Linked DNA regions of Mus musculus: region 1 is linked to region 2. A link is a loop called in an ENCODE intact Hi-C map of the cell type or tissue named here. Cell type or tissue: gastrocnemius. All regions are shown on one strand. Links, peaks and the distances in the headings refer to the core of each region. The heading gives the core; the rest is flanking DNA.

What was found. A loop is a pair of places that touch in the nucleus more often than their neighbours do. Peaks named below come from ENCODE experiments on the same cell type or tissue, not always from the same donor. Only the 100,000 strongest peaks of a DNase experiment are listed, where the experiment ranks them.
Region 1: it touches region 2 in a loop (2.5-fold over the local background); 2 of 42 quality-filtered maps call a loop at or near these places.

Annotation. Positions count from the first base shown.
Region 1 is chr15:62,795,239-62,810,647 of GRCm38, forward strand. No RefSeq gene overlaps it. Among named protein-coding and RNA genes, the nearest start is that of Gm22521, 9.7 kb to the left of the region's middle. In gastrocnemius, for the core only: a CTCF peak has its summit at 7,747 (motif pointing left); a DNase peak (open chromatin) is centred at 7,744; H3K27ac peaks cover 1,493 bases.
Region 2 is chr15:62,288,530-62,303,938 of GRCm38, forward strand. No RefSeq gene overlaps it. Among named protein-coding and RNA genes, the nearest start is that of Pvt1, 260 kb to the left of the region's middle. In gastrocnemius, for the core only: no CTCF peak of the experiment used is centred there; a DNase peak (open chromatin) is centred at 6,932; H3K4me3 peaks cover 792 bases; H3K27ac peaks cover 1,432 bases.

The DNA.
Region 1 (15,409 bases), core at 3,423-11,422, 510 kb after region 2:
TTGATGGGCTAGGCTCATTTTCATGACTTAGTACAGAATTATGCAACTGCTGTGGACTTAACACTTGTAATGACTGTCTTTCCCAGAAGATGGTATTTTGCAGCCGTTCTCTCAAAACCTGCATCTCATATTCTTTTCACTACTTCACAATATTCTCCAAGCCTCAAAGGGAATGCACACTCACCTACCACTCATCTCCAGGATCCTGTGCTGCTACCAGTGTCTGCATTTACTGTCATTCACAAGACATAGATCCATTTATAATTAAGGCAGAGAGTAGCGTTCTCCTACAGGTATTAACATGAATATTTAAAAGATACCTTGATACTTTGCCAATGTGGGTAATTAGGTTCAGTTCTGAAATAGTGTCTTATGGCCTCATCTCATGTTGTTTTTGAAAATAGATTTACAATACCAGGTAGATATTCTAAGGGATGCAACACAAACTCATCAAGTAGTAGTTGGTTATCCCAATAACAATATTGCCAACTCTGAACAAGTATGCATATTTTGTCTGGTGAGATCGTCCTTTAGTTCATAGAATTAATAGCTGTGTATGACATTTGATGCTTTTTTTTTCTCCACCAGAAGCCTCCCTAGTGTCTCTTGGAACCATGAAAGGTAGTCCAGGGAAGAGGTTCCGGCTCAGATTGATTTCTTTATATTATGCAATCAATGTGTAGATGGTATTGTCAACAATAGGGTCTTCTTATCTGGTTCAGAGCAAAGATAAATGAAATGGAAGAGAAAGAAGATGGAGTGAAAATGTTTAAAGAGGGAGATGGGTTAGAGGGGGGAGCAATAATCTGAATAAGGGAAGTTTGAAAAAAACATATTCCAAATGGCTCTTGCAATTTATTAGAGTGTACTTTACAAACTTTATTATTAAAAGACACACAAATAAGAAAAATCACACACTGAAGTTAACTAGTCTGTACTTCTCCATGAGCTTTTCATACAGCTAGAACAGTCATTCTGAAGTGGTGGAACGTCACTTGAGATTTTACATCCTCACTACCACATATATTTTCTGTACTTACCCATCATTCAAAATGAAAAAAAAATTATAACTAGAAATCACTTAAATTTATATAGTCCTTCCCAATTCGTTTCAAGACTATTACATGCATTAGGATTTTCCTCAGCCCTCATATGTAGCCTTTCTTATCCTCTTTCTTTCTTTTTTCTTTTTTTATTGGATATTTTCTTTATTTGCATTTCAAATGTAATCCCCTTTCTTGGTTCCCCCTCCCGAAAGCTCCCTATTTCACCCCCTCCTCCCGCTTCTATGAGGGTGTTCCTCCACCCACCCACCCATTTCCCCACCCTCGATTCCCCTATACTGGGACATCTATTAAGCCTTCATAGGACCAAGGACCTCTCCTCCTATTGATGCCTGACAAGGCCATCCTCTGCTCCATATACACTGCACACTCGCAACAAGTTCTCAAACTTGGAGACCCACTACTAATTTCAATATTGGATGCCACAAGGTACTGTTAGTTTTAAGATGTCCAGGGTTCCTGAAATACATTAGTGTGTTTATTTATAGCTCTCCTCTGTATAGGTACGTCTCACTTTCTTCCAGTTTTATTATTTCCTCTATTCATTCTAAATTTTTCTCACGTTCACAGATTCACAGGCAGCTCTTTGTCTCCTTGTTTGGTCTTTGGAATTTGCAGCTTGACTTCAAGCAAGGGCACGTGTAACTGCATTCTTATATTCAGACATGTAAATACATATCTTTGTAAAATTGAAAATAAAGTTATGTAATTTCTTCTCCTTGACACTGGGATAGAGAGAATAAGCCTATATGCTATTGTCAGACAACAAACACGACACTACAGAGTTTGCAAATTCTTCAGTCTTATTTAAAAAGTTAAAAGCTTTTGGAGCAAAGTATTTAAAACATAGAGTTTCCCAATGATCTTTTTGGATCTATTTGCATTCTTCTATATGCAGCCATCCAGTTAGACCAGCAACATTTGTGCAAGATGCTTTCTTTTTCCTATTGTACACTTTCGCCTTCTTGGTCAAAGATCAGGTATCTGTAGGAATCTTCAATTGATTACATTAATCAACCTGTTTGTTTCTATAAAAATACCATGCAGTTTTTATTACTATTGCTCTGTATTACAGCTTGAATTCAAGGATGATAATACCTCCAGTTCTTCGATTGTACATCATTTTAGCTATCCTGGGATTTTTTTTTTTTCATATAAAGTTGAGAATTGCTCCTTCAAAGTCTGTAAAAAAATATGTTGGAATTTTGATGAGAACTGCATTGAATCTGCAGATTGCTTTTAGTAAAAAGGCCATTTTTACTATGTTAATCCCACCGATCCATTAGCATTGGAGATCCTTCCATCTTTTGATATTTTCATCACTATCTTTCTTCAGACACTTGACGTTCTTGGCATACAGGCCTTTTACTTGCTTGGTTAGAGTTACACAAAGATATTTTACATTATTTGTGGCTATTCTGAAGTGTGTTGTTTCCCTAAATTCTTTCTGAGCACATTAAAAGTTTGTATAAAGGAGGGCAGCTGATTTTTTTTAACTTAATTTTATATCCAGTCACTTGCTTATTGTGTAAAGGTTTCAGGGTCATTTATGTGTTCTATCATATAATTTGTGACTAGCAATATTTGACTTCTTCCTTCCCAATTTATATTGTCTTGATCTCCTTTAGTTGTCTGATTGCTCTAGCAAGGACACTTGCTCAACTATGTTCATAACAGCTTCATTTGTAATAGCCAGAAACTGGAAAGAACCCAACTTGAGACCTATTCAGTGAACAAGAACCAATTCCTGACATTCTTAATGATACTCCGTTATGCTCTCTGATGGTAGTCTAACATAACTGTTCTCTGAGAGGCTCTTTCCAGCAGCTGATTGAAACAGATGAAAAGATCCACAATAGATGGAACTCAGGGAGTTTGTGGAAGAGTTGCGGGGAGAATTGAGGGACCCTAAGTGGATAGGGACTCCACAGAAAGATCAACAAGGTTAAATAACCTGGACCCTTGGTTTCCTTTATAAAGTATAAATAACTATATAATACATAAATATATATAAAATATAAATAAAATATGAAATTTGTTAACTTGACATAACCTAGAGTCATCTGAGAGAAAAGCTTCCATTTATGCATTTTCTAGGCCTAGAATATGGTCTGTGAGCATATTTATATATAGTTATCTTGCTTATTAATTGGTTTATAAAGACTCAGTCACTGTGGACAGCAGCATCTCTACTCAGGTAGTCCTGGGACATGTAAGAAATCTAGCTAAATATTAGCCTGTTAATAAGTGAGTTAGAAAGCAAGACAGGTCTTTTTTCCTTGAGTTCCTACTTTGACTTCCTTCAATGGTGGAATATAACCAGGGTAAAACAAGTAGGGAATATAGATAATAATATTAGTGTTGGTGTTTATTGACATATATGTATAAATAGATATACATATACATGTATGTATGTGTATATAAGCCCTAGGGAAGTTTTATTTGCAGGCAATATAATATAAAATGTAATGGATTAAAATTTATAGTTGAGAAATAACACCTAAAAATAGATTCCTCGAGGGCTGGGGTCTACTATTACAGTGATTTTTGTTTGCCAAACTTATCCAGAGCCAGTCCTAAGGAGAGGTTTACAAAAAACTTTTGCCAGCAGTCCTGCTGTCCAGGCGACTCACCAAACCCCACTCTCAAGGGAGGTTCTGTAGTCATGATTCTTGGCCAAAGGAGAATTAAAAAAAAAAAAAAAGACTTTCATTTTCCCAAGTTGTATTATATATCACATTTTCAAGTTCAAATCGTCTTGAATTCCTTCTTCTTGTACTTTCCTTGACTCGTATGGAATGTCACATCACTCTGTGTTTCTTCCATCTTGATCTTGACCATAGCCATCTATCTGTAGTTTTAATGTGGACTAGAACTAATTACTCTAGTTTTGGTTTGCTCATTTCTAATATTGGCAATGACCTTTGTGTAATTGCTCCTCAACTCATGTTCCAAGAGCTTTATTTCATCTCTCTTCGCTAGTACCTATGATGTGTCATAGCCAGCCTATCTCTTAGCCCTTCTCAGACAAGAAACTCCTTTTTTCTTTTTTCTTGGATATTTTCTTTATTTACATTTTGAATGTTATCTCTGGCCCCCTGAAGCCCCCTATCCCATCCCCTTGCCCTGCTTCTATGAGGGTGTTCCCCACCCATCCACCCACTCCTGCCTCCCTGTCCTAAGAAGCTCTTTACAAACCGTAACACTCTTTACAAATTGTAAAATGACAAGGATCTACCACTCACATTGAATAGATCAAAAAAGAACTTGTCTGTAGATTATATAGTTTGGCTCTGGAGGAAGTTTGCTGTTTAATTTCCAAGATAAAAGATACACTCTTTCAATGTTAAGTTTTAGTATGGATTCCTTTGTACAAATTTGAATTTAAGATGTTCAATACCACTCAAAATTAAGGAAAGGATGAAATTTTCCACTAAAAGTTAAGAACTTGTTCTGTTCTAGTTTGTTTGACTTTCTTTTACTGACCACTGAATATAAAGAAAACATAAAGACCATTTTGCATGTCTTTAAATCTCAGTAAGCAAACATGTCTGTAACAAGGGAATTAGATGTAAGCTAGAATACTAATTCAAGTTGGACGTTTATTCCTGATCATTTCATTATTATTATTTAGGAGGTTTTCTTCTCAAGTGATACTAAAAGTTTCAAGTCCCCATTTATGTGAAAGCAGTGTGGGTGTGCAGGAAATTGACAGACATGAAAGATGATGTGTTTTGGAGGCAGGACCTGTTGTCCCGGCCTTCTCAGCATTAAGAACCTAAAGACTTAGGGCAACTTGCTGAATCTAGAGGTCTTTAAGAATTTTCTTTTTATTCTTCTTTTCTCTCCTCATTGATTATTTCTCTCTGCTCTAGAGTATATATTCATATAACCTTTATTGAGTTTAATTACCCAAACTTAAAAGCAAAAGTTATAAGCAATAGTAATGTTAAGGTGTGCTGTGATTCCTCCCCATCCCCTTTCCTTTCTCCATTTCCCTTCCTTTCTCAAAGAAATAAAGATGCAATTAAGCACAAACACAGAGACTGGGGAAAACCCATTTCTAAAGCTTGTAGTGGTAGAAAGCTGTGGGCTAAATTAAGCTGCATTGAAAAGAATAGGGAGTGACAGAAAACATTACACATATTGCAAAAATTACTCACTAAGTTAACTGGTGTTATATTCAATTAAAGCATGTAATTATATTCCATGATATTTTACAGGAGAGCAGGTCTAAGCAGGAATACATGTAACTCTGGTGCCAGTCTAGAGTTAATTGGTAAATCTTCCCAGAGCTAAAACCTTGACTGAATCCCCAGCGCTTTCAACTGCTACAGGTCTCTTTCACTTAGCCTTATTCAAGTGATTTCTCAAATTTTTGGAAAGAAACAAAAAGAAATAATATGTTGATAATGTCAACTGGCATTAAATACATACACATAGCAAACATTGCTATAGGCATCTTATATGTATGCTCACTCTCTCTTCTTCTTCTTCCTCTTTTTCCCTCCCCCTCTGTCCTCAGCAGCCTGCACAGCATCTTCTGGCACTATGTAAGCTGACCAACAGGAAAACAGTTTCATGGTCATTCAAGGTTTATTTCTCTAGGTACTGCATCTGAAATATATCGTGTATTCAACCAAAGGTTTTGCAATCTAGTTATGCTAGGCAATGACATTAGCCTGCCTTGCTTTTGAATGCCTGGTGCTGAGACTGTCATTTAGCAACTCATGTATTCTGGGGCAGCATTGCTCACCAAAGCAAGACACTTTCTCTCTAGTTAAACAAATTGGATCCTGGTTAAGTGAAGTAAATTGTCTTACTAATGTGAAAGATACAGTTCTAAAATTATACTTTGACTTGTATACTCCACATTCACACATCTATACCACTGTCAGTGGGTGTATTTGCAGGAGAAGAAACAACCAGTTTATAGGTGCCTATAATGATGGAATGTCCCAGAATCACAGTTCAGCTTTAAATTGTGGAGTGTATGGTATATCATGGGAAAAACCTGGATGAATTATAGAAGATATCAATCAAATCTATATTAGAACCTTAAAGATAAATTTGAAAATGTGTTATTTCCTTCTGATCAGAGAGTTCAAAGAGATACACTTATGTTTTACCCGGGATTGTCTCTGTCCTTCCTCCCGATGAGAAACACAAGCCTTGGTCATTGCCATGTGACAGGCTTCTACACATGCTGATTATTAATGAACTATCTGCTTTCACTGAGTAAGTTAGTATAAGTAGCATTGGATTCAGGAGTTCAGTGCCTATAGATGTGAACTCACATTAGAACTAGGGGACCCAGAACAGACTGACCATTTCCCTCTAGTGTGGAGACTTTTAGGACTCTGTGTAATCTTCTCAATTTATTTCAAAGTTGGTGTTTTAAAGATATTTCCAGGATTATCCCATCACGGTTATTTGGATTGCTTTTGGCTGTTTTACAAATCCACAAAGGTGCTTGTGGTAGGAACTTTTCTCAAAGCTCTCACAATGAGAAATCGCTGGTACAGCCTCCATCCTCTACCCCATTGTGAGTATGGGAAGTTATTCAAAGGCTTTTAGGTTGGCTGTATGCCAAGAGAGGATGACTGTTACCTGTAATCAGATTCTTCAAGCTCATTTCAATCCCCCCTAAGGACCCTACAAATTGTCTTTCCAGGCAAATTTAGGAATGATTGTCTGGAGCCATTCTAAAAATCTTGCTAATTTACTGATCCACTCCTGTCCTGTTTAGTTTATTGTTTATTATTTTTATTAATAGCACTTAAATTCACCTTGAAACGCTGAAACTGAAGAATTTCCTTGCATCAGGTGAGTGAGTCTGTTGTTTTATCTGTGACAGATTGTCTTGGTTAATAATCAGAATGAGAAAATCCAGTACAGTGAATGGCACTATCCTTAGGCAGATGAGGAAGCCAGAGACTTAACCAGTAAGTAGTACTCCTCTATGGCTTCAGTTTCTACCCTGACTTTACTCAATTATGGACTATACCCTGGAAGTATAAATCAAACAAATATTTTCACCCACCCACTAAGTTTGTTTTTCTTAGACTGTCTTGTTACAGAAGGAGAAAAAACAAGCTTGCACAAGCTCCTAAACTTTTCTCAGAAACGTAAAGGTATCATTGGACGTAAAGACAATTTCCAATGAGCTTTTCAACCCTTTGATTATCATGAATCATTGACAAATTGAACAAAAAGAGCCAAGTGTGCTTTATATGTAAACAAAATATTGGAAGAGTGGATTATTACAGCTCTCTTAAAATAGAGTTTCCTGGAAGAGTTCTGTGGAACATATGTATATTTATCTCAACTCTCATTTGAAATCTGAACTCCCACATGATGTCAGTTTGCTTAGGTCATTTAAACTCTCAAGGCCTGTGCATGAGCATTTTTAGAGTGAGGGGCAGTTGAGGAGACCTCTGGTAAGTTCTGTGTTAGCTACAACATTCAGTGATTCTAGTCTTTTGGTATTAAAGACCATTTCTTTGGATTTTGTTTTTCTTTTACTGAAAGTTCCACCTTACCCTGCAAAGCTCCTCAGCCAGAATAGACTAGATTTAAATTTGTAGGCTTATAATATTTCAGAGTTCAAAGGCACTGTCAGGTCACAGAGCTCAACTCTATGGTGATACATAATACCTTCTCCAACACCTCCACCAAGTGGCCAAGCAGTCTGTATTCCACAGGTAGGAGCATGCCTGTTGGTACTCACCACATCCATTCTATGCCAAACAGCATTTGCTCTAAACCTCCCTATGACTTTGAGGTTCTTTCTCCAGTTTTTCCCAAAGCAGGTGTCTCTCTTGTTTCACAAGGACACCTAAATTCTACCTTTATGCTCAATTTACTGTTTTTTTTTTTTCTTTTTAAACAAAGCATTTCTTCAGTCATTTGAAAATGATCAATCCAAACCCTTAGCTCTAGAAAAGGTAACTCGGCTCTTTGGATCTTTGGAGCATCCTTGTTCTGAGAGTGTCCCTAGTTCTGATCACTGTCTTCGTAATTTGGCACAGATTACCAACTTCCATTTGACTGCCTCTCAGTAATCAGTTAAGTATCCAAGTAATTTGGGATGGCAAAATTTCAAAGCTGGCTTTCATCAAAAACAAAAGAATCTGATAGGAAACTGGTACAGAAGCTGACGAAAATATAGAACCGAAGCGATGCTAGGAACAGAACAGTCATTTCTGTTGGGTATCTTGAGCCCCAACTTCAGTGCATTGCCTTCAGTAATATACTAACTCTCCCCGCCTGTGATGTTTAAGTTACCTTTAGAAGATTGACATCTAAGGAATTTAAGGTTTTTTTTTTTCATGTTGAAAAGTAGTTAATCAATACCTCAAATGGAAGAAATATTTCAGACATACTGTATAAGAAATAAAGTTATGGAAGGACTGAAGGAGCTGAAGGGGACTGCAACCCTATAGGGGGAAAAAAACAGTATCAACTAACTGGTCTCTCCAGGGACCAAGCCAAGCAAAGAGTATACATGGGTAAGTCCATGGCTCCCACTACATATGTAGGAGAGGATTGCCTTATCTGGCATCAACAGGAGCAGAGATGCTTGGTCTTCTGGAGGCCTGTTGTACCATCGAAGGAGGGTGCTAAAGAGGTGAGGCAGGATTGGGTAGGTGGGTGGGAGAGTACCCTATTAGAGGCAAAGGAAAGTGAAGATGGAATGAGATGTTTACAGAGAGGAAACTGGGAATGAGCACGTTTGAAAAATAATAATAAGTAAGTAAACTAAAAAAACACTCTCTTTCTACAAATAAATGGAAAGCATTAAAAAATCTGGCTCCCTAATTACTTTTCAAGAGAAACTACTTTTGAAATTTCTTTAGAGAGCAGATTTCCAGACTGAGACTACTAGACAGAAATACCACCGAATGGCAGAGTGTTTTCATGTCCCTCTGTAGGAGTATAGATGAGTCTTCTGTGCTTTACTCTTTTTCCTATGGTAGTTCATCCAGCTGACAAGGGTCCTTAGAAAGTGTTTGTTTTAGGCTGATGTACAATGCATATTAGGTCTAGGAGTGCTTTATAAATGAGAAGTGTGGAGCATTGTTGGTTTCTAGATAAACTGATTTTTGCACATATCTTTTGATTTGGCTGAGTCTCAACTGCTTCTCTTCTTCGAGTATATTCTCAGAATAGTTATTATTTGAAACATCTATCCCATACCACATACCACAAAGCCACATACTCCAGGAATAACCACTGTTATATATGACATGTCTATGATTTTTGAAAGCATCAGGCTGTGAGGGGAAAGCTTTTCGCTCAGTATACTTGGCAATGTGGTCAGACTTCATCATTATTGCTCCTGAAGCAGTCCATTTAAGCAAAGAGAGAGTGATGAGCCCTGAGAGACTGTCCCCAGAGCAAGGTTATGATGATCCTTAGAAGTCAGAGTAAGGGGAAGGCTAGACTTGTAAAACCTTTCTTGACTGTGAGCTCTCCTTTTATAGACAATGTAACATAGGGAGGTCCTTTCTCATTTCTAAGCATCCCTTTGGTCTCCACCACAACCCAGAATACACTGCCACCTGAATTCTCCTTCAGACTTAAATCCTCAAATGATCATTGACAGATTACATGAAATTTCTAGCCTCAGTATGTGAAACAAAAGCAAACATGTCATATAGATTAGCAACCATTGGCTCTTTACTTACAGACTCATTTGTATACCCCAGGATCCAAGGAACACTCCATTAAATGAACCTCTTAAGAAACCGTCTTTAGCTTGATGGTGATGGAATACAACTTTAATCCCAGCTCTAGGGGTGGAGAGGCAGGCAGATCTTTGTGAGTTTGAGGGCAGCCTGGTCTACAGAGTTCCAGGACAGCCAGGCCTACACAGAGAAACCCTGTCTCAACACTCCTCTTCCAAAAGATGAAAGGAAGGAAGGAAGGAAGGAAGGAAGGAAGGAAGGAAGGAAGAAAGAAAGAAAGAAAGAAAGAAAGAAAGAAAGAAAGAAAGAAACCCCATTTAGAGAGAACATAGTAGAACACATATAAACATATGATATGAAAATAAAAGAAAAGATTATAGGAGTTAAAACTTTAAGTGGATATGGGGGGGAAAGTAAAGGAAGAGGAGGGGTGGATATTAGTTTGGAAAACACTAAACAAATATGTAAAACCTCAATAGAAACCCACTTTTTATAAACTCATTAAAATATAATTTATAAAATAGGAGTTTGCACTTGCATGCACATATACTTGCAAGGGCATAATGATTACTCTAGAAGACACAACTTACTAAATTAAAAACTTAGTACCATGTCAGGGATATTTTACCATGAGTTATCAGTCAGAGAGATCCTAGAGTTCCCTCTGAATGACATAAACTATTGCCACTGCTCTTGGTTGCCAATCAGAACTAAATAGGGAGAGTATATTGCCAAAGATACAATATACTTCTGTTGTAGAACATAGAAAAGCAAGTCTGGAACTAACCTCATAACTTCCTATTAATTCGCTAATATCTGTAATGCTATGCAGGCCACTATGGGAGAAAACAAAATCAATGGTATTCCTGCTGCCAACTCTGTAATCTACAGACCTACTAGCTAAGATGTGTGTGCTGGTACAATAGTGACATGAAGGTTATAGGAGTAACATATGACATTTGGATTGGATTTGAGGCTTCCAAATGTAATGAATGAATGAATTCAGGCCTGCTACTGTAAACATTGTCAAAAGCCTATGGCTCAGAAGGTCACAGAAGAAGGATCCTACTACTCTTATTTTGCTAAACCACATGCTGTCAAATTGCCATCTAAGTATTTACATTTATACCCATAACCTATGGTTGCCTTTATCCTTGTCCAGAGATTGCTTCTCTATGTGGAGAGCAGTGGTCAAAGTAGAGACTTGCAACTGGTCAAATTGCTGAAGATAAATTTCTACTGGATGCTAAACAAGAAGAGGGACATCTGTACTGCCATTCTCAAGGCTCAAGTAAGATCGTAGGAGAGGGACAGAGAGAATATATAAAGTTAAAGGATAGGAAATAGTGTTGTAAAATGCTGTCTTTAGGACATGATGTGGACATTGTACTCATGAACTCACTGCAAATGATCAAGCCAACACAATGGGTCTACATTCTAACAGCCAGAACCCACTGAGATCAGGGGGTTAAGGAGACAGTGTGAAGTGGGGAGAAGAGAGTACTGGGAATGGATACCTTGGGGAGTTGGGAAGGAATAGTTGGGCATATCTGGGGTAAGTAGGAGAGAACAGTTAAGATGCATATGCCCAAGGTGCATCATTTCCATGCGTCAATCTGTCACAAGACAAATGAATGATATTCAATTTTAAAAAGAAACTTTCAACCAAAGAGTACCCATGGAGGGACCCATGGCTCCAGCTGCATACATAGCAAATAATGGCCTTGTTGGGCATCAATGGGAAAGGAGAGGCCCTTGGTCCTGTGAAGGCTCGATGCCCCAGTATAGGGGAATGCTAGGGAGTGGGTGGATAGGTGGGGGAACACCCTCATAGAAGCAGGAGGGAAGGGCTTGTAAAGGGAAAACTGGGAAGGGAGTTAACATTTGAAATGTAAATAAATAAAATAACCAATAAAAAATAAAGAAAAATAAAGAAACCTTTGTCAAGGCATGCACAACATGTCTCCATCATTAAACTTACCTTCCTTTGCCAAAAAGATTCATGAGATAGTGATCAGCACAGAGAGAAACACAAAGATGAGTAAGATGAATGTGTGCATGCACACACACACACACAGAGAGAGAGAGAGAGAGAGAGAGAGAGAGAGAGAGAGACAGACAGACAGACAGATAGACAGATGGACAGTCAGATAGACAGACAGACATAGTATTATATAATGTGCTGCATGATGCCCGGTACAAAGATTTTATCTATTTCCCAAGTGCACATGCACACTCACATGATCTCAATATGTAACATGTTTCTGTTCCTAGACCTAATATGTACCATCCACTAGCCTCAAAGCAAACACTTTTTAATTTCTCGTTTGGGAAAAATAAAACTAATCTAGGAGACAAAAGACAATACAGCAACATGGAGGACTCATCTATTTACAATTAGATATAGACTATGCTTTTTATTTTAGAATTAATATGCATCTCACTAATGCCCAAAATGAACTCACATTCTAAAGCTGGGTTAGGAGAAAGAGAAAGGGGAAGACCCCTGAGATCTGTGAATGACAAGGAAGAGGTGTGTTTGCACTTTTCACCAAGAAAGGCTTGAGAGAAGAATGCAAGCAATCCTTCTTGTGGAAACAGGGTAGTTCTCTGTGGTAAATCACCTGCCTGGGGCTTCCCCAGATCAAGAACACCGAGAAAGAGTTGCAAGCCCTTGACTAGAAAGACCATATTAGGGCTGAGGACCTAAAGTCCATCTGAATCTTATTGCTCTTATTGCTATTACATGCTCCTTTGAGGAGAGATTGTAAACATAATAACAATCATATTATCCCACTACCTCTTGAACAGATTATCTTTGCTGGTTGAATGTGTGTGTGTGTGTGTGTGTGTGTGTGTGTGTGTGTGTGTGTGTTTGCATGCACATTTTAGGAGAGTTTATTTACATTGGTGACTCTATTCCAGTGTATTTGACTCTTCTGTGATAAAAGAGGAACAGAAAAATGAGACTGAGAAAAGATAAGGTAAGAGTTGTCAGATCATCATTCCGGTAATTCTTTCTTCTAGACACCAGGCAAGGCAATGCACTTGGACCTAAAAACACACAGATCAGCAAAGCCTATTCTAGAGGCATCTATGGTCTAGATAGAGTAACCTAGGGCTTAGAGAGTATTATGAAAATGGTATCTATATTCTTAGGAATAAGGAAGGCACAGTGCTTAACACTGCATAGTTGCCCTATAGCAAGCAGAAACTAATCAGTATATTGCCAAAAGCCACAGGTGGCAATCCCTAGTTAGGGGATTCCCTAACTAGTTTGCTTTAGGCCATTACCTGGGTCCAGCTGGCCCAGCTGGCCCAGGTGTTGAGGTAGGGATGCACAGACATTCCTGTTAGTACTTCCTTCATGCAAATTCACATCCTCTCTTGATTAAAAAAAATCTCTATCAAATAAGTCTCTTGATAAAATTTTTTAAAGCAAATTCCTTTAAGGAAATGGATCAAGATATACTTCTAAACATATAAAAAGTGACGAAGTGACAATTTAGTAAGATATTAAAATCTTCAAACCCATGAACTTCCTGTTTTACTCTTCAAAAATGATTAAAGAAGACCGTGGTGTTGGAGACGATAATGATAGCCACCACAGTGTAGATAAAGTCAGTAAGAATAACAGGCATTGGAGGCATTCTCAGAGCTTCCTATGTCTAAGAATTTTGTATGCATTTCTGTGAGACCGTTATCCTGTTTCAGTTTTGCAGATAAAGAAATAGGACACTTGTTTGCCTCAGATCACACACATTTTCAAAAGGAGGACATGTGTTCAAATCTAAGTGTGCTTGACTGCAGAGTCTAAGTCCCTATCTGTTGTCTGCCCTGTGTGTGAAAGGAGATGCTGAGCTCTACTCCAAAGATCTCCACTACCTCATGGAGAAGTGAGGAAAGACAAGAAGGAAAATGAGGGGAAATGTCCTCTCAGAAGGGCAAAGAGGTAAAAGATTACATACTCTGTTAATGACTTCTATTAGGCGTTGCAAATCATTCCCCTACCCCACCCCAGACTCCAATAGTTTGTCCGTGTTCATGGCTTAGTCTCCTTGAAAGGTGTTTTTCAACCCATCCATATTCTCTCTAATTGGGTGTCAACTAAAATATCAGTTAGCGACTTCCATTAATAGACAATATTGCAAACTACAAAACATCTTTTCCTACTCTCTAGCTTCACACATGCAGGTGAGTTGCACTGAAGACCAAATATGAAAGAAAGAGAATCGCATTTACCCAGCTCAAGTAAAATGGGTAAATGGCTTTGCAGTCTCCCTCTGCTTGTCTGGCTCCACATGACATCTTCCTTGTGGAAAGTGCTTTATATATGTCACCCTGACCTCCATTTCCTCCCATCTACTATGAAAACTTGCTTAATGAGATTCCCGCCAAAAAGAAAGGTTATCTAGAACTTCAAAATTATTAAGAAAAGGAAGTTTGACTCGCTTGTGGAGGCTTCTCTTAAAGTACTATATATAGCAGTTGCTTTTATGTTCATAGCTACAGAGAAATACAACTTCCTGCTTTCTCTGAAAAATGGTGTTAGAGCTTGCAAGCTGGGGCTAGGCTCTAAAAAAATACTTGCATCCAGGTCATCAGCCTATGTGACTCATTAGAAGTCTGTGACTATGCAAAGCAAAAATGAATTTTTTTTTTTATCGTGGACCTTAGTCTTCACTTCAATTTTCTAATCCCAGGGAATTGTATATATTTTGTCTCTGAATTACTATTTTAATAATGTGTTAACAATAGAATTAGTCTATGACTTTCATCATCATTTCATTCAATGATTTTCCAATATGTATGACCATGTTGCCATTGTTTCTGAATAAATAGGCAAAGACAGAAGAGAACTGGTATTGAACATGGAATTAGAATCTATTTATCTTGGTCAGCTTACTTGTGTTTTTTTTTTTTAAGATTTATTTATTTTATATATGTGAGTACACTGTCAGACCACACCAGAAGAGGACATCAGAACCCATTACAGATGGTTGTGAGCCTCCACGTGGTTGCTAGGAATTGAGCTCAGGACCTCTGGAAGAGCAGTCAGTGCTCTTAACCACTAAGCCGTCTCTCCAGCTAGTCTTGCTTTTTCATCTGCACACAGGCCTTAGGAATATGCAAGTGTTGATAGCGAGACATTTATTAGTAAGGAGTCAGAGTTAATTGAACATCAACAAAATTTATTTTCTGCATTACGCTCTGAGTGTCAAATAAATATTTATTCCTACAAACATGAAAGTCACTTTTCTCATGCATTTTCTCATAATGTGTTATTTTTCATGGGTGGCAAATAAGTTGTTAAAATAACTGAACTACTTTTAAATAATATCTAAAAAAAAAAAAAAAAACCTCAGCTTTTAGTAATGCTAACTTTGAGTAATTGGATAAAGTGTGGTGTCAGACTTCATCAGTGCAAAGTCCCTTTTTCTCTGATTGTGTTCATTAAATTATCTGTTAGAAAACAATGCTGAAGTTGGAATGAACTGATAACAGGTGATTCCTAATGAGATGTGCTGACATTACTTGGGAATGCTTATGGCCAAGATGTGTAAATGAAATCTAATTGCTAAAATATATGAGGCTTAGGAGTCAACCTCTAAAGCTGTATACAAAAATGAGTGCTGAGTAATCTCTAAAAGTGTT
Region 2 (15,409 bases), core at 3,380-11,379:
TCACTTTCTGTGTTCTCATTTGTCAGGAACTTTTCAGCATTTAATATCTTACTCCGCCTCGTGCTTATATTTCTTTGGTGGTTTTCTAGTGATTATTTTCTAGGAATTATAGTTTGCTTCTTTGAGTTAATGTTGAACGAGGAAACCTGTTTTTATTCCACTTTCAGTTTTGAAAGAAGAGACTTGGTTCATGATTTGGCTTTTCCCTTCCTTTATCTTCCTGTCTCCCTCTGTCTTTCTTTCTTTTTTTTTTAATTTTTAATTTTATTTATTTTTGTTTTTGTGCCCCTTTCTCTATTCTTCATATGTTGAATCTAAGACCTAGTACATGTTAGTCAAGCAGTCTATCACCAAATTACATCACACGCTTGATAATTTTTGTATTATAGATCTTTTTCTTCTTTCTTCTTCTTTCTCCTCCTTCTTCTTCTTCTCCTCCTTTTCCTCCTTCTCCCCCCTCCTCTTTTTTTTTTAGTGGTACTTTCAAGTACTGTCCCAGTATTTTCTGATTCTCATAGTTTTAGATGTGACATCAGCCATCAGTTTTATCTGTGGGCTCCTTCGTAGCATGTACACTTTGACCTCTCTTGGAGCATTTGTCTAAGTCAGACACATTGCACCACATAGATTTGCAAGATGGGGAGATTTAGCATTTCATTTGGGCTCTTACAGTCAGTCTGAATTTCTTAAACTTTTTGTATGTGATGTTTATTCCCAGTCTTTCATCTATGTAAACTAATAAAGTCTCTTTTAACCAAAGCCAGTTTGAACTGTTTTTTTTTTATTGCAACCCAAAGGACCCTGATTAAAAACTAATAATTTGTCCTGCTCAGCTCCTGTGTAGTCATCACTACCACTGACCCTTGCCATGCCCCACAAATGTGAGACCCCAAGTAGCACAAAATACTTCTAGTCCCCAGTACAAGTTAGCCTAAGGGAACTGAAGGGACTTCTTGCTTACTCTCAACCCACTCACCTGGTTCATGTCTAGATTTCATATCTTGGTTCATCTCTATCCACAGTTGGCATTGTGACCCACACCAGATCAACACTGTAAACTCCTTCTCACTATTCTTTTATTCTCTGCTCTCTCTTAGAGCTCTTCCAGGCTCTGGGTTCTCTTCGGTCCCCTGCCTGTGGTCTTAGGGAATCATATGCTTTCTGGAAAGAAGCTACAACTTCCTGAATTGAGTTGTAGTCTTCTGGCTGACTCTTCTTGTCTATGATAATAGGTCTTTTTTCCTGTTTCTAAATGCTCTCCTCCTGCCTCTTTCTCTCTTTCTCAGTTGAGAAGGGCTAAGACATCTTTTAAAAGTATTTTAGAAGCATAGCAGACAGGTAGAGAGGAAGCATCCTGCATCTGGAATAGATATTTCTGATAGAAGTTTGTGGGAAACAAATTCTTTATTTACATCAACATTCTGAAAATTCTGTCATCAAAAACTTACATTAATCTTGTCTCCATCTTTATGACATTTCCACCGAGATATTTTCTTTGTGTTGAAAACAAAAAAACATAAACACTATGCATATCCCACAACAAGCTGATTCAATCTCCCCTTCATATATACATAATTTAAAATATCTTCTCTCCATCTCATTTCACAGTGTTTTTCTTAGTCTTCTTTCATATTTCCTGGATGTGACTATGTATCACTGTGTCTATTTCTCTTCACCCATCTACCTGTCTGCCTTTCTGTAGCATGGTATTGAAAACTTTCAGCCTTATGGCCTCTACTCCTGATGGTCTTCTCCATGTGTACACAGATCTTCTTATATCTGGTTTCCTGGGCGCTTCCTGGTATGTCAGATACTCTCCACCTCAGTGGCTCCTACATGGGATGCTATTCTTCTTTGTGATTTGATGGGGTTGTAATTGCTTTCTCTTTCATTTGTGCGTCTGCTTAGATAAAATATCCTTCAAATATCCTACTTGACTATCCACTAACACACCCAAAGACATAACAAAGCTCCCTTTATTTTCTCCTAAGCACCTGCATTTAACCCTTGACAGTGTATTACATATTCATTGTATATTGCTTTTCTCTCCAACTAAATGAAGAACTTAACAACAGAAGAGTCCTTAGTAATCCACGCACTATCTGGATCAGTTGTTTTACCAACACTTGTTGATTGAACTAAACTCTACTGGGGAATGAAACTCATTATGAGAAAGGCACACATAAAGGACAGACTAATTGGAGCATCAGGTAAGTGATTGGAACAGATCCCTACTAAGAATAAGACTTTGGGATCAAAAGTGATTCTCTCTCTAAAAATTAGCTTGTCTACCAGGCTTTCAGCTACTCAGCTTTTACAAATGACCACGTGCTAAGAGGTAAAGTATGTTGCATGTTCTTTCTCCACCCTTCATGCACCTGGGCTTCGCTTGCATGCCGGCACCATGCCACACATCAACACTTCTTTGGGAGAAGACTGCCACAGATAGTTTCAATTTTGCTTTGTCCCCGGTTAACAATAGTGGCTGGGAAAGAAAGGCCTCTGTTTTCTAATGTCTGACTATCTATTCAGAGAAAGGTTCTGCATGTCTTGGAGGCAAATGGCCACAACTGGAATGGTCATTACTACAAGGCTATTCATTTTTTTAGAATGGCTGCTCTTGTCCATTCCTGACACTGAAGCTTAAGATGAGCAGCCCTGACTGAAATCTTATCACAACTATTAGAATGTTTAGTGGTGGTTTCTCTAAGGAATAAAACAGAACTTGTGTGTGTCTTCTGCCTCACTGCCCATATGTGGTCTCAAGGCATAGTTTTGAATGGGGAAGTTAGTGTGTATGTTCATGTTCTTGTATGTATGGGTGCCTTGTGCATATACACGTACACATAAACTTTCGTGCACATATACAGGAAGGTTAGAAACATGTATTATGCTCCCATCTACCTTAAAAAGAAAAAAAAAAGACATGGTCTTTTTCTCTTACTTTGAACTCTCCCAGGAGGGTGACCTTGGCCAGTAAGCCCCAAGGATCTACCTGACTTTCCCACCTCTAGTCTTGAGAATGGAAATGGGTGCTACTCTACTCAGCCTTTTGATTTGGGTTTGGGGCACCTTACCTATTGAGCCATTCCCTCCTTCACACTTTTGCTGAAGCAAAAGGGCCAAATATGTTAACATGGCCAGCGGCAAGGCTGGATCCACAATAATTCAGAGCTGTGGATGAAGGGTGTTCCTGGAAGAGCTGGCTAGCTTTCTGGCTCTGTCCACTCCTCAGCACTGTCTTTTAGATGACTGTTCGAGTGGGCTCTCAGCAAAGAGCAAGCTATTTTCCATCTTCCTGGTGATACTTTCTTTTCCTGGAATGATTTCTTCCTTCCCATTCGTCTTAACACACACAGAAGGGCTTTATTCTAGGTGCTTTCTAAGTACCTTTCAAAGTCTTTCTTGATGGGTCTCCTCCTGAATAGTCATAGCCTCTAATTTATTCAGATTGTTGTATGTGCATGCCTTCCTAGGTTAAAATGTTAAGCATAAGGGCTTATTTTCATTTGATTAATTTTGTATTCTCTCTTGTACATGAAATTTCCTTTCACCTAGAAGGTACAATTAATATTTGCTGGCTGACTTTAATTGAACCAAGTTGAGCATGCCATTCTACCTAACACCTACGGTTCTAATCACTCAGCTAGATTTATTTATTTATTTATTTATTTATTTATTTATGCCATTGTGTGTTGTTGACTGGCTTCTCACACATGTCCAAGTAGCACTTGCATCACTATTGCCTAGCACGGGACTTCACAGTGCAGGGCTACCAAATGACATTTTGTGAACGGATAAATATTGGTGGTGTGCTCGCTACTATTGTGTACTGCAATTATGACAGAGAGCGGGACGGCCTCAGCTTTGCCTGCATTGAGATGCTAGTCTGATTTCAGAGTCAGATCATAAAACGTGCAGGGATGGAATTGCATACTGAAAGCTGAGATGCAAGACAGAAGCTTCCAGAGAATGTGATAGATTAAGAAATGGTGTCTCAATACTTGTTTGTGAGATGTGTGGCACTGAGAAATGGCCGATTTTCATCTTGATGTAATTATCTCTTCTCCAACTTTCTGAATGGGCCACCGAGAGCTAAGATCCGTTATGTACTTGTCTAGGTTTCTACAACACTGTTCCCTGACCCCTTTGTCTCTGCCTTTGATAGATTGTAATGGTGTGTTCTATTTGTAGTCTGCTTTGGCACAGAAAACAGGTGGTATCTTCCTTGATGTGTGTGTCCTATGTCTGGCACACTACTTGAGAAATGGCTGTTGAATAAAAGGATAGACCAAAGAGAAGCCTCTGTCTTGGAGGGGTGAAAGGCTTATCTGAGTAGGGCACAGTGGTGGCTGACTTAGGGCCCGGGTAATGTTCTCTGAGAGTTTGTGGAATGTGGCTCCTTGTTACAGGAATTAAAATACTTGGGGTAGTGATGAAGGCTGCCGTAGTAGTGTTATGGGAAGTAAGACAATCTCTTGGCTTCAAAGAGAGGAACATGTGACCTTCAGGGCTTGACCAGAGGAGGATAGACCTTGACTGACAACGTAGGGTAAGGCATGCAGTTATGATTCACCAGAAATTCCATCTTCCTCCCAGTTCCCAGAAGCCAGGGCCATGGCCTTGTCTGGGGCCTGTCTTATTTTGAAGGAGTGTATGTTGTAGCACTTGGGTTTGGTTTTCCAAAACTACAGAGCCAGATGCTTTTTTCACTAAAAGAAATTGTCTGAGTCCATGAGTGAACTATTCTCTGAGTGGGGTGAGATGCCATCATTAAACATTGAAAGGGTATATGGAGTTAACAGGTGCCCTTGGACACTGTTGGGGTGCTTCATGCAGGTGTAGAGAAGACAGAGAGTAGTGAGGTGCTCCTACAAACATCACCAATGTTGTAGCTAGAGATTATTATATGAACGGCAGCTTACATTCATTACAGTATAAGCATGTGCCTGGCACCACACCAAGCATGAAGTGGCCATTGACATTTGTTCAACAAAACTATGCAAGGAAACAGAGATCATGGTTATTCCCATTTTGCAGATAGATAACCGAGGCACAGGATTACTCTGAGCATTATTCTGTGATAAGCCATGGAGTCCTGTCAGTCCATGCCTCAAGGCAACACGATGCAGGAGCTATGTGATTTTCATTGGCATAAGGCTAGCTAATGTGATATTTCTGTCATGTAGACTGCCTATGGAACACCAGAGGAATCATTTGTCCAGGGTGGCCAGTGATGGGAGTTGGGCCTAGATTCAACATCTGTTAGATCTTGGAAGCTTGCTGAATTATTATGCATTAATGGCCCAAATCTGGTCTACCAGATGTGTCTTGGGACACATAAGGAGTCTGGGGAGGTGTGGTGAGACTATCTGAAGCTTAGGGTCCAGTCTTTTTTCATGGAAAGAGCCTTGCTCTTTCCTTTCATGCATGCTGTGTGCAGGGACTTTTCCTGAGTCGTGTTAAGATTTGGCCACTGCACTAAGATATAGGGATCATCACCCTCACTCTGCAGAACAGAAAAATGAGTCCTAGCAAGGCTGGTCACCTGCAAACCTAAGCCTAAGTCATGAGGTAGATTTGAGTCTGTGTCACCCTAGGTCTTCAGTGTGGATTCTTCTATAAGACATCCTTTAGGGTTCTTAGGGCTGTGTACGTCAATCCCATTTTGTCTGCCATTTTTTTGGGGAAAACCAACAGAAGATGAAGTTAGAGCCAGAAAGGTGATGCTGTAGTGATAATGAAAACATCAGTCACATTAAGCATTTTTTTTTTAGGGGTGGAGGTGGGGTCAGGACCACCACTGACAACATTTTGTGCAGGACTAGCTTCATGCAGAGGATATACCCATACTGATTTTCATACTATTACTCCTCCTCCTCCTCCTCCTCCTCCTCCTCCTCCTCCTCCTCCTCCTCCTCCTCCTCCTCCTCCTCCTCCTCCTCCTCCTCCTCTTCTTCTTCTTCTTCTTCTTCTTCTTCTTCTTCTTCTTCTTCTTCTTCTTCTTCTTCTGGTTCAGGTTGCTACTGCATCCCTTCAACTGAGAGACCTCTTCAGAACTTTTCATAATCTTTTGATGGGAAACTGGGACATCCAGACATCAGGAGTATTTTCAACGCCCTCCGGTTGTGTTGGTAACACCTGCTCATGCATCATACTTCTTCACTGCTTCAGATCCTTACATTTTCTCCTCTTTTTTTTCCTGTCCCAGGACCTTTGTTCTCCATCTCTCCATCTTTGCTAACAACCCTTACCCCCAACTACTGGCCCCACATGGCAGCTTCCTGCTGACTCTTCAGTCCTTCACCTCAGAGTTTTCTACCCAAAGAAACCTTGATAGGACTCCTGTTTGCTTTCCTCTTCTATAGAGTCCTCAAAGAACCTAATCTATTTTTAGTTCTATCTTAGTTTGCCTACTCAGTGCCTAGTTTCTCTCTCGAGCTGTGTACTTTACAAGGAGAATAGTGGTTCCACAATCAGTCACAGTTTGGCCCTGTGTCAGGTTCTCAGAAAGTGAATATCAACATTAGATGGGAGGATTCAGCACTAAGCAAAGTATGGGAAAAAGAAAGCCCAGGAGTGAAGAAACGATTATTATCCTTTGGGGGACTTTGGGAACGAGGATATATATAAGGCAGGGTTTGGGAGACAAAGACAGCAATGTCTGCAGGCACAACTCTGAAGACCTGTGTACTTTCTAGCTTAGCCATTCCTGCAGTCACAGGTTCCCGTGCTGCTGCTGGGGCTGGAATGAAATCTCTGGGGATCTTAACCTTGCTTGCTGGGTGCAGTTGCCATGGAGGCTGCAGCCCAGCTGGAGCTTTTCGGAGCTGGCAGGTGGATCAGCCTGCAGCATTTTTTTTTTTCTTGCCTGGACCCTGGCAGCTCTCAGAGTTTCAAAGCTGGAACACGCTGACCAGAACACCATGACCTTTGGCACAATTTCCTCCTGTCTTCTCTTCTGCTCCCAAAGCAAGGGGGAGGAGCCCAGCTTCTTTGCTCTGGCTCTCGCTCCCTGCAGGACAGGTTTGTTTTAGGTGCAGGGAGGAGAGGAAAGGAAGAAAGAAGGGCACCCAGGTGGCTGTGCTGTGAGCAGCAGGGGTGCCAGATGGCTTTCTACCCTACTTGGAACTTGAGTCTTTGGTAAAGTGTGTCAGCCCATTCGATTTTTCTCACTTCAAACTCTGACTCTGTAGCCTGCTATAGGCGTAGCTGCCTGGACCCTGGCGAACTCAGATTAGGGTAACCTTCTGCCTTGCATCCTTGCCATCCAGCCTTTACAGTGCCACCTCCTTATGGATGAGCTGGATTTAAGTGGCAGTTATTAAGGACTTGCTGAGCCTTCGCTATTTCATCTTCAAATGGGGATAATAGAAAGTTTCTAGCACCATTTAGAAAATTAGAGTTAGTATGCACAACAGGCCTGGCATAGGCCGCAGGAATCAATAAATGACAGTTGACATCATTATTATACACCTCGTCTCATTTATCTTCATAGATTGATATCACTGCTTTAAAAATAATTTTTAAATTACACTTATTTGTGTGTGCATGCATGGTGTGTGTGTGTGTGTGTGTGTGTGTGTGTGTGTGTACCTGTACAATATGCCATGGCATAGTTGTGAAGATTAGAGTACAACTTGTAGAAGTTGGTTCTTTCCTTCCACCCTGTGGGTCCTGAGGATCAAACTCAATTTGTCAAGTCTGAGGGTTAGTGGCTTTATCTCCTTGGATGTATTTTGTGGGTGTAATATTATTAATTCTTAGCTGGGGAATATAGGTCTAGGAGACCCTATGGCCTCTATTTTCAAAGCTCAGAATAAAAAAATAAACATTCCTCCATTTCCAAGCTCTTTCTCTATGTGAACTTATAAACACCTTTCACTTTGTTTAATATTAAATTCCTCCTACCTGGTGTTTATTGCTCATCCTCTATGTAACTGACACAGGGCCAAGCTATGATGATCTAGCTATGAAAACATCACTGAACTCACCCTCATAGAGTGCATAGAGGTAGTGAAATTGTAATCATGAAGGAACTAAGGTAGAACTAAAAACCAGAATGGGTACTAGGAGGGAACAGAACAGTGGTAGGAATCATGCCTGTTCCACTCCATCTTGGACTCTTTTTATTTTTTCTGTCTCCCACTTTTGCCTTGGCTTACTTCCCTAAGAAATGGAAGTCCAATATAGTTTATGCAATTGGCTTCTAGAGTAAGTTTTGGGTTCTCCCAATGTCTATGAAATAACATAGAGTAGAAAGCACTGCCCGCATCTGTAGAGGATCTTACAAGGTGTTCTTATGTTAGTCATCTGTTTTTGAATTCATAGTCTCCCTCTGTAGCTGAGGATGTCTGCAGTTTCATAGGAGGGGTTTATTCCCTGTGAGTTTAGGCCTTATTAGGATATGTCTTATTTGAGTGGTGGGCAAATTTCTGGGCAATGTGCTTATGAGGCTGGCTTTACTCTCCACTCTACAATTTATGAGCTCATTCTGCGCGTCTCTCTTTGTCTATAAAATGAGGATAATTACAACAGTATGATAACAATTTGTAAAATCTGCTCATCACAGTGCCTAGCATATGGGAGAATTTGATCAATAATATATGGTAGTATTGGGCTCGAAATACCCATTTTCTGATGTTGGCTTTCCTTCTTTTTGGTACGGAACCTGAATAAATTTGTCTTACAGATATCACTAGAGAATACCAACAAAACCCCTTATCTCTTGGGTACTGGGTAGGGGTGCAATGTCTTAGGATAGATAAACAGAAGCAACAGGGCCCAAGGGGTGGTTTCAGGACCAAGGACAGTATCCAGCTTGCTCCCTTGCCCTACTATGCTTCTCTGAGTAGGACAGCCTCTATCTCCACACCTTCAACAAGCTCCTTAGCTCTCTGCACCTGTCCACAACCCTTCCTCCCATGTGCTTTTCTTCCTCTCATATGTTAAAGACTTCGATCGCAGCAAGAAGTATGGAAGATACGGAGTCCCCCTATGCCATTATCACTCAGCTCTAGCAGGCACTGACATTCTACAATTATTTCTGCACTTGACTTTTCTTAAATGAAACAGAGCCATGGGTCCCTGTCTATCACCTTTCTTCCCAGAAGTGACCTCAGGTCTTGCTTCTTTCATCACCTCCAGTCCCCCCTCATCCACTCAAGTCCTCCACACTTAAAAGAAGCAGACAGTGCTAATCTCCTGCAGTTCACACTGACCTTCCCTGTAGAGAAGAGTGGCATCCAGCTTTGGAGGGATTTCTGTCATTTATTATTCATGACTTTAATCTTGTATCAATCAGTACCCAGTTTGAGGTGACACTTCCACTTGCTGGATGTGCAAAATCAAGCTCAACTTGGTTTTGGCCTCTGAGAGCTCCCAGAACACACAAGGCAAGGCAGCAATCTAAATTATCAATATGAATGTTTGTATTTATCGGCCTTCTTTGTATATGTCTGTGTGTATATTGCATGTGTATATTCAAGCATGTGCATGTGTGCATATAAGTGTGTGTGTGCACATTTATGTGCATGCTTGTGAAAGTTTTGGTTACCACTGAGTTAGCTACATTGTTTCTCACCTTATTGTTTGAGTTAATGTCTTTCAGTGAAACTAGACCTCATTGATGATCTAGGCTAGCTGGCTAGAAATCCCCATTTCCATCTTCTTTGTGCTAGAATTATAAATATGTGCCACCATGCTTTTTTTTTTTTAATGTGTGGGTTCTGAGGATATGAATGAGATTTCCATGCTTGCATGACAGATACTTGATTAATTAAGAGCTCTCCATAATTCCATCTGACTCATTCTTCAGACCCCAAATGAGTTGATATGTGGACCAAACTTTCCAGCGCCCAGCACTGCTGCTCCTTAGAGAGAATTAATTTATAATTATGCATATTGTACTAGGTCTCAGGTTTACAAGGAATCAAGGATGTTTTGGCCCTGTCCTCAGGAGCCCATGATCTATATGGGAGGACAGCTTTAGTAGTTGACATAGTGATATAAGATATCAGTGCCTACTGACAGCCTGGGACTGCTACTCTAACAGGAGATGGAGTTACATTCTCTTTGACTCTTGTCCTTTCATCACAACACTCCAAATTACAGAGACAGTCTTTTCTCATGCCTCTGCCCTGTTGTACCTTTGAGTGACTTTGTTTTCCTCAAATCTGACATTCTTGTCCTACCTCTCTGCCTATTGCTGTCATCCTTCAGTCAGTGACTCAAACCATACACTTGACTTTCTTTTCTTTCATTGCATATTGAGCAAATTCAACTTCAGGACCATATCCAAGGAAGTACCATTACACAGCTCTCCTAATCACTTCCTTCCACTGCCTCCAAACACAGGAGGATGTGCCTTCAGGTACACACTGTGCAGAATTCCGGTACCAAGAATCTGTCTTCTGTGCACTGTTTGGGACTTTAATATGCTACTATACTATAGTAATGTTACTATAATATGCTAAATTGGTTCCCCCACTTTCATTATATGTGTGTGTATGCATCTGAATAAAAAAGCTTTATAATTTTTATCCTTTGAAGTCTCATGTTTCATTTTATGCATTTAAAATCACTCCTCTGAGAAAGGTGTGAGAGATATTTCTGGTCTTCCATGATAGCTATGTCACGTGAAAGGTCAAAATCCCGTAAACCAGGCTCTGGTTGGGAGAGCCAAGTATGACCTGAGGGGTTCATACCAGGAACAAGTCAGACAAAAACAAAAACAAAAACAATAAAAGCTAAGTAAAGGGAAATTTATGGAGACTAATGTTTGTCATATCTGGAGATATTATCTACCTGTTTTTCCTTAATTCTGCTTGAAGAGAATAACATGATTATCCGTTTCATATATAAGAAATATAAACATATTCATAGACTTGGATACACCTGCCACACCAAGCAATTGGTAGACAGGGTCTCATTTTAGTTTCTGAAGGGCATTGCTTACTAGAGAACTCAAGGATAGTTCTAGTGATGTGAATATCTACCAGCCATAGTATATAGAACAAGACTGTACTCTTGCCTTAAATACTTTTATACTTCATAGATAATGCATATATTGGGATCCACTCTGGCTTTAGTTGAATATTCTTTTTTTTTTTAATTAAGATTATTCTTGAATCCTACATTAGATATCTACATAAAATACCAGGCAATTTGTCTGATAATATAAAGACACTTTAAAAATATTTTTTTTATTTATTTATTTACTTACTTACTTATTTATTCTGATGAAGAAAGTTCTGATGATCTGCTGTCTACATTGTGGCATGGCAGGCTCCTTTCTTTCTTTCTTTCTTTCTTTCTTTCTTTCTTTCTTTCTTTTTAAATTAAAAAAAATTATTTATATTTCAAGTGTTATCCCCTAACTCGGTTGGTTTCCCCCCTTCCAGAAACTCCCTATCCCATCCTCCCACCCCCTGCTTCTATGAGGGTGTTCCTTCACCCAACTACCCACTCCTGCCTCCCCGCCCTTGATTCCCCTACACTGAGGCATCTATGGAGTCTTCATAGGACCAAGGACCTCTCCTCCCATTGATGACTGACAAAGCTATCCTCTGCTGCATATACAGCTAGAGCCATGTGTACTCCTTGGTTGGTGGCTTAGTCCCTGGGAGCTCTGGGGGGTCTGGTTGGTTGGTATTGTTGTTCTTCCTATGGGGTTGCAAACCCCTTCAGCTCCTTCAGTCCTTTCTCTAAATCCTTTATTGAGGACCCCACACTCAGTGCAATGTTTGGCTGTGAGCATCCACCTCTGTATTTGTAAGGCTTTGGCAGGGCCTCCCAGGAGACAGCTATATCCAGATCCTTTCCGCAATCATTTCTTAGCATCCACAACAGTGTGGGAGTTTGGTGACTGTATATGGGATGGATCCCCAGGTTGGGCAGCCTCTAGATGGCCTTTCCTTCAGTTTCTGCTCTATACTTTGTCTCCATATTTCCTCCCATGAGTATTTTGTTCCCCTTTGTTCTCAAAGCACCCACACTTTGCTTTTTCTTCTTCTTGAGCTTTATGTGGTCTATGAATTGTATCTTGGGTATTTAGAGCTTTTGGGCTAATATCCACTTATCAGTGAATGCATACTATGTGTGTTCTTTTGTGGTGGGGTTACCTCTCTCATGTGGCAATTTTCATGCAACTTCATACAGGGGATTTTGATTTCTGTAATGATTTGAGTTGTCTTTGTACACTAAATGAAAGTCTCCAGCTCTGTGGACCTCTGTTTTGCTATGCCTAGACTCTACTGTACAGACAACTCTTAAAATAACTCTTTGTTCCCTGGCTACTTTCAATTTTCTTTCCAAGGAGCAGGATATATACAACAGCCTTTCTCTCTGTTTCCCTTCTCTCTTCTCTATCTCCTTTCTCTCCTCTGCTTCCTTCCTTATATATCATATATCTATCAGCTAGCTAGCTATCCATCTATCTACCCATCCCTACCTACCTACCTATCTATCCATCTATCTATCTATCTACTCATCCCTACCTATCTATCTATCTATCTATCTATCTATCTATCTATCTATCTATCATCTATCTATCTCAATCTCTACAAGTATTTCTGCCACTTAGTCAAGAGATTTCAGATGCAGATCTTTCCATTCCTCCACATCCCTTTTCTCTAAGTTCCTTCTATCCATGGTAGAAGCCAGAAGGAGGATCTTGGAAGGGGGATTTCTAGTGGGCATCAATGAATCATGAACAAATCACTGTTCAGACAGGCTGGGTCAGATCCTTCTGGCCATCTGATCATCTAATGAGTCACCCAGACAGATAATATGTCAGTGCCTCTCCTCTTCTTGGCTCCAGATATCACAATAGCTCCCTCCATCTGGGTCCATTGCAGGGAACTAACTCAACGCTACAAGAAAGTTAAACCAGTGAGGAAAGGGGGAAGACCTACTGTTGGGTAACTGAGTTGGAGTTTAATGTTGCAAGGCACATTTAAAAGAGAAGCCTCTTCTGTATTATCTTGCAACCACTGAATCCTGGTCTTGTGAATTAGGCCTTCTCCATAGCTGTCAGGGCTCTGTTCTCCATTTGAATGTTTTCAGTGTTAAGGTCTGGCTTTGTGACAATGAACAGTGCAGAATAGATTTGGGCTGCTGCATACAGGGCCAAAATGGTAACAGTTTGTGAGCAGCAAGCACCTACCATGCTAAGCACCCATTAGGCATAATATCCGTTAATTCTTGGGTAGGTGGTGCTCACTCTGAGATTCATAGTTGTGAAACTGAGGCTTAAGGCATTGCATGTTCTTATGGGTAGGAAAATCACCACCCAAGTGCAGAGGAAGGTGACTATAATTGATTGTCTAAGTGCGAACGTTTGGGAATCAAGTGGGAAAACTGTTCAAAATTGTGTCAGGTAATAGATAGAAAGGCAGGATATTCCAGTAAACCAGAGATAGATAACTGTTTAACAGGAATGTTTGGGGCTTTTGATGCCAAGTGGTTTTCTGTTTATACATTGTTTCTCAAGACAGCAACAGAAGCAAAGTCAGTTCCTCTACTGTAGCTTGGTTTTCTCCCCTTCTCATTTCATCTAGAAATTATTAGAATTATTAGAATAACTATTAGAATAATTTTTAGAGTTGAGCAAGATAAATGTCACGGTGTCAGATCATTATACATGAGGTTGGGATATCTTGGATATAAAGAGAAATGAGAAAAAGGTAAACTGTGGCAACATCTGCCAGGATCGTTTTCCATTCTACCACTAAGGCAGAGCCAGTGCTGTGTCTGAGCAGGAAAAAGACACGGTCTGATTGGTAATTTGGAAAGAACACTCCTGTGGTTGTGTTCCAGGTTAAGCCCAAGAGAAACTGGACACTGAAAGTATTTAGAACATGTTTTTAAAAGAGCTACTGAGTGCCCAGCATAATATAACCTTTTACATAATTGAGAGGCAGCCAAGCCTGGGCAGTTCCACCCTAGCTTAGCATCAGCTTCTGGACACACCCTCTTCACAGCAATCAGTCACCTCTGTACCTGAAAGCCACTCTTTCAGGAGACTAGTTTTTCCCATTTGCTTTTTTGGCTTCTCTCACTGTGTTAGTCCATGTACCATGTTAAGTAGCTAGTTCGGTGGAAGGGGTCTAGCCAGATTTGAGAAATTCAGAGTCATTTCTGCGACCATCCTGATCTATTCACTGTGACTTTCCTGACACTATTTACTTTCCATGACCTTTAGGCCTTCTGAGGGTCAGGATGTAGTGTTAGAGTTTTTCAGCTGGGGACAGGATGCAGACGAGAGCTATAGACATGGGTGTTCCCCAAGCCTGGCTGTGGTACCCATCACCCACCAAGGCAGCTCAGGGAACTTTGCTGTTTGCCATCCTATGTCCTGGAGCTTCCCACAAAGCATTACACTGTCTGGCTGGGAGACCACAGGACGCCATGAAATGAAAGACACTCTTCACACTTATGGCGACTGGAATGCTATCTATATAAACCAGATGATGTGAGGACCAATTCATTAACAATTTGTAGCCTGATGATGAATGGTGGAGCCTCTTGGATTAACTCTTCAATTGGCTTCCCTCAAGGGACAGGCAGCATCTAAGATGGTCCTGAACCAGTACATGTTGATGGTGTCACATCCCTATATTTAAAAGCAGTTAGACACACTGTCTTCCATCTGTGGGCAGATCTTGTGGACTGCTTCCCCCATCCTCTTCTAGATTTCTAGATAGTCTCTCTCAGCATCCTCCTCCCCAGAATCTTCCTGGAATTCCTCCAGCTGAATGCCAAGTCAGTCCTTTCTGACATGTCTTCATTCATTCCTTAGGTATCTAGACCAGTTTACGTAGCTTTTCCTTGAGTATTTCACATTGGGGTTATTTAGTCATTACTATTTGACAGGATCAAGCTGATGTTCTAGAACCTCAGTGAGCTCACTGTAAGGATAAAGAGGGCTGAAACTCTGATCTTTGGCTTTCCACTTTCCATAGGAGATTGGCATTGGGTGAAAAATGTTGGAAGAGGTTTAATAGTCAAATTCACACATCTACTTCTGTTAAACCAATTAATACATGAAGAGATAGAGACACATGGATACACTGTGCTCAGAGTCACTTACCCAGAGTGGATGCAGACAGGATTAACCTTTGAGGTTGACAAGTCCTCACTCTGAGTTAGGAAACACCTTCTTGGGGAGATGCCTGAATGAGAAAGAGGATTCATGGTAAATCAAGAAGCAAGATGGGAGTCATTTTTCTCCAGGGGAGAAGTTAGAAGTAAGGGCAGTCTCAGGGATATGCTTGAGAGAGGACATAGTAAAGCTCAAAATGGTAGTTTACATAATGATACCAAGCTATGAAGTGAATATATGCTGTTTATATGCTGGTTCCAATTGCAAATTTTATATCAGTATCTTCCTTTAAAATTTAATAAAATT